Linked DNA regions of Homo sapiens: region 2 is linked to region 1. Evidence: read pairs that join two places in POLR2A ChIA-PET (ENCODE). Cell type or tissue: OCI-LY7. All regions are shown on one strand.

Region 1 (2,500 bases):
ACTTTACAGACAATTATGTGAGCAATTCAACCTTTTATACATTATGCTGTAGTTACCCAGCTCCTGAACTAGTCATCAGGTATTTTATTTGTTTTTTAACGTGATCAGGAAGTTTCTCTGACTCATTTCTCTATCTTTGCAGAGGAACAAGGTAGGAGAGCAACAGGGGCAGGAACAGAGAGGATTTCAAGCTTGATGAAGGTTCAGTAAGTCAAGTCATAGGTCAACTAGAAGAAATAAAGCAGGGGAAGATTTGGGGTGGGGCTGAAGCTCCATTGTTTCCATGACACCATAAGATAAGTGGTGATCTAGGTGATCTAGGTGTGCAAAGGTGAAACAAAACGAAAGACGCAAACATTGTACTAGTTTCAGGTTTTGCCAAGAGCAGATTGGCTGCCAAGGCTACTTCAGCCTTGACTCATATAGATCCATGATCTGGGAGGCAAGACAGCGTCCTGCTGTGCTGGACATCTCAGTGACATTGACCCAACTGGGGGAACTCCCTGAGGTTAAGAAAACCTCCCTCCAAGGCTGAGTTAATGAACTACCTAGATGTAAGACAGGAGACTGAAAACATTTAAGTCCCAGGAAAAATGCAGACTTACCTTCTTATGACCTAGATCTCTTTGCAAATCTAATGAAAAAGGTTTGTTATGCACAAATGTTTCCCTCCAATTTTATTTCAGGAGATTTGTGCTCTTTCCTGGACTGCCCCTGAACCTGGAGGTAATAATTCTAGATCAAAGTCTCCCTAGAACCTTGAAAAGGGTGGACTGAGAAGACTGGATATACAGCTCTAGGCAACCAGTCCTCCACTGCCACCACCATGCTTTCTAATCTCCAGGGGAGCCTGGTCATCTTGCTGGACAATTGCTGTTTCTCCTGACAAAATCCAAGTTAGGAAACTGACAGGGTCTTTGTTTCTATTTCTCTCTATGCCTATCTCTCAAGGTGCCCTGTCATTAATGAATCTTAATCCTCACTTTTATTTCTCAACTCTGGCTCCCAATTTCTGTTTTCCCACCCCTCATCTGGGGGAGCCACCCGGAACCCCCTCATTAATCCACAGACAGCCATCTCAGGACTTCATGCTAAGAATTCATTGTTTCCCACTTTCCTGCATTTGAACACTGGAGGGCAATGCTGGACCAGCCAAAGCACTCTAGGTGCTCCGCTCCATCTTTGTCTCAACCTTGCCTGTCATTTCAGGAAGCAGCCTCTGGTTGGAAGCCAAAACCAAGGACCAGTGGAGCGCCCATAGGCTAGCAGAACAGCTAGGTCTATTACAGCATCTCCCCCACACGGGATCATAGGAATAAAAGGTAGCTCACGGAAAAGCACATCTGGTTTCATGGGTGACACAATCCCCTGGGAAAGAAACTGAGCGGGGTGCTTGCCTAACTGTGTCATTAACCAGAAACAATCTGTGTCTCTGACTAGGGGATGCAGATTCCTACCTGTCTTCACTCACTCAGATGTAAGCCCCTGGAGGGTAATGTCTTAGTAAGGTCTGCATTCCTGTAGCAAGCACAGTGTTTGGCAACAAATACTTGCTGGATGAATAAATGGATGAATGCGTGTATGGATACATATGTATAAAATGGAACTGGCCATTTTCAGATTTGTTGTTGTTTTCTAGCTCTTATGACACCCAAAGTTTAAATCATTAATCAGTTGCTGAGCATTCTTAGTCTTAAAGACAACTAAGGATGGTCAGGTGGTTAATTAAATCAGTGGTTGTCATTGTACAAATGTTATTTCAAACACCACTTCAAGAGTTTCAGGTCTCTTATTTTTAGGAAGTCCTTCATTGTGTCATCCATGTGTCCTCAGACCTCACCAGCCTGTGGATTACAAAATACAGACACTATTTCATTAATATTCAATTTACAAGAACCTGCGGGCTCATCATGTGGAATATTGAGTATCCGTGATGTCCCCAAGTGATTTGTGGGCATTTCATGTGCCACAGTGGGTCCCCACGGGGCTTGACAGTTCCATGGAGCCAGAGCTCTTCTTCAGGCCATCTTTCATCATCTTGTGAGACTTTTCTCCAGGCTGCTCTCCCCTCTACCTTCACCACAATGGATCCCATGTCAGGTGGACATGGTCTACTCTCTTAATCATTCAAAGCACTGCTAAATGTTTGAGGAAGAAAGAAGAGCACATTTTGAGACCCAAAACCCAACTTGAGACTCTTTCTACCTCCAGGCAGGCTTACGCATAGCAAAGACCAGCTCAAGGCGCCCGGTAGAAGTCTGCAGGCATCTCCATATCTCCAAGTGCAGAGAGCAGAGGAGATTTTTTCTTCTCAGTCCAAGACTAGTTCTTTTCCTGCCCTGGGATGATTGACAGTGAGAAAAAACATTTCCTCCAGGGAAGCGCTCTACCTGCCCCTCCACCTTCTCAGACGGGGCCCGACCTTCATGACCCCGACAAAGCAAACCTGGTGCTCAACTGTCTTATTAGATCTTCTAACACTATGTGTGTGACATCAACA
Region 2 (2,500 bases), 500 kb after region 1:
ATGGAGAAGGTGGAGAAGCAGCTGCCAAAGAGGTAGTGGGAGAACTAGGATTGAGCCTGTTGTGACTGCTGCCAGAGGAGGGGTTTCTAGGAGAGTATCACCAATGGTCAGATGTGGCCAGAGAGGAGGATGAGGAACAAGAAAGGCCCAGTGCCTTTTACGTGGCAGAAGCTTAAAACATGTCTTTCGTGTATGGAAGACCATGATGGCAAGACCTCCCCCACGAGGGGAGCCACACACCATGAGCCTCCCTCCCCCAACTCAGCCAGTCCCATCAGCCCGACCCATCTGTGTGTTCCCTCCAGACGCCTACAGGGAATAGCTCAGAACAGACGGAAGCTGAAGCCAGGCTCCCGCCAGACTTGGGAGAGGTGAGGCCTTCTCTGAGAGCCAGGCCATTCTCTCTTTCTCTCTCAAGGCAAAGTAGAGCCATTGATCTTGGCTGGGGTGAGAGGTCAGCAGAGGGCACTGGGACCTGAGCTGCCATGCCAGGTAAGGTCCTTTCTGTCCTCATGCATCTCTTAACCACTGCAATTTTGTCTTGGAGTCCGTGTTCCCTTACCAGCCCCTGCCCAGCCCCTGCTACTCCCACTCCCCTTTGCCCACAAGACCGCCTCATTGGCCCAGAGCATAGACTTTGTGTGCTCTCCCCTGAGGGTCAGAGGAACGGGGGAGTCCTGCATCTGGAAATTTTTCCACTCTGGGCCTCTGCCTACAGATGAGCTTTTAGGCCGTGCTGCATCTGAGCCCTCTAGAGAGACTGGAACAGGGGCTCTTCTCTTCTGAAAGACTGCCGGGGTCATACGTGGAAGTCCTCTGGGTTAAACCCTCACTCCCAGGAAGTTCACACACACACATCTTTTTATTAATCTAATATAGTTTCAATCCACATCAATCTAAGTAAATTTTCCTGGACATTTTAATCTTTCATCCACAAATGCTAGAAGACATTTTGTTTCTCTCAAGTACTAAACATCTGCAATATGCCAATCAGTGTGCCGGGCCCAATGGGGAAAACAAATACAAATAAGACACAATTTCTGCCCGTCAAATAGCTTGCAATTAAGCTGGGGAGATGGATGAGGTGATACAGCACAAAACAGGCAAAATAGCAGCAAACAATACCACATTCTATCTAACTGGGGGCTACCTCATGTGCTCCAGGAATTCTGAATGGAAGAAACAGTAAATTTGGAAGACATATTTTAGAAACTGGGCCTTAAAGGATATGTAGGCTATAGATAGTTGAGAGAAAGAAGGAAAAGCATTCCTTGTGGTCAAACTACATGAGCAAATGCACAGAGAAGAAACAGTGGGCAGCCCACCACATGAGGAAAAGGCCCTTCCTATAAAGAAGGCAGCAAAATTTGGGTGGATGGTGCAGTCGTCAAAGGACACAAATGCCGGACAAGAGCATACTGCTTCTCAGGCCTTTATCATCTCGGTGACTCCCTGATGGATATGCTTAAGGTCCCTTTTCATCTATTTGAATATTGATGTCAAGTTTCCACAGCTTAGTGGCCTTGAAAACTCCAGATGTGAATGCAAATTCAGTAAGCCCTTGAATGCTTTTCAATTAGTGCTCAGGATGTTTCCTGGATGGGGGTCTGTGGATGAAGTCACTCTTAACCTGTCTGGTTTGCTGAACTCAGCTATGCTATCCCAACTCTAAAATGAAGAATACCTACCTTATAGCGAAGTCATGAGGACTAAATAAAAGAGCAAAGATCTTTGTAATTTCTCAAGCATTATACAGAGAAGCGGTGGAAGTAGTAATGCCTTTTGCAACCTATGTCCTGGCCCTTTATTTAGGCATCAAAGCAGCTTGCTAAACTCTCAAAGCACAGCACCATTTGGAGATAAAAATTTAAGTTATGGTCTACAAAGTCCAACGTGCCTTCCATAGGACTCACGGGTAACACTTTTTTGGGTTTTGTCATCTGATGGAAGGTTGGGGGACAGATTGGCAATTGAAGCTCCACGATGGTATTTTACTGCATGATTTTCCATTTTTGTGTTCAAATTACAACTTGACTTTAAGCAGAGGACCTGTGCTGATTTAAAATACTTACTCAGGTCGGGCAATTGGCTCACGCCTGTAATCCCAGCACTTTGGGAGGCCGAGGTGGGTGGATCACTTGAGGTCAAGAGAGAGACCAGCCTGGCCAACATGGTGAAACCCTATTTCTACTAAAAAAAATTACAAAAATTAGCCAGGCATGGTGGTGGGTGCCTGTAATTCCAGCTACTCGGGAGGCTGAGGTGGGAGAATCACTTGAACCCGGGAAGCAGAGGTTGAAGTGAGCAGAGATCGCAGTGAGCAGAGATCATGCCACTGCACTCCAGCCTGGGTGATAGCATGAGACTCTGTCTCAGAAAAATACATAAATAAGGCCCAGCCGGGCGCAGTGGCTCACGCCTGTAATCCCAGCACTCTGGGAGGCCGAGGCGAGCGGATCACTAGGTCAGGAGATCGAAACCATCCTGGCTAAAACAGTGA

What was found. Peaks named below come from ENCODE experiments on the same cell type or tissue, not always from the same donor. Only the 100,000 strongest peaks of a DNase experiment are listed, where the experiment ranks them.
Region 2: POLR2A ChIA-PET joins it to region 1 with 7 read pairs; 1 of 35 experiments calls an interaction of 5 or more read pairs at or near these places.

Annotation. Positions count from the first base shown.
Region 1 is chr14:22,390,893-22,393,392 of GRCh38, forward strand. All of the region lies in intron 2 of TRD-AS1 (TRD antisense RNA 1), which reads right to left. It also overlaps TRA. Among named protein-coding and RNA genes, the nearest start is that of TRD-AS1, 91 kb to the right of the region's middle. In OCI-LY7, CTCF peaks have their summits at 1,151 (motif pointing right) and 1,356; a DNase peak (open chromatin) is centred at 1,179; H3K4me3 peaks cover 782 bases; H3K27ac peaks cover 1,650 bases.
Region 2 is chr14:22,892,361-22,894,860 of GRCh38, forward strand. It overlaps RBM23 (RNA binding motif protein 23), which reads right to left. Exons shown (of 14, transcript NM_001077351.2): 14 at 844-2,500. Among named protein-coding and RNA genes, the nearest start is that of REM2, 10 kb to the left of the region's middle. In OCI-LY7, no CTCF peak of the experiment used is centred here; a DNase peak (open chromatin) is centred at 1,551; H3K4me3 peaks cover 619 bases; H3K27ac peaks cover 1,706 bases.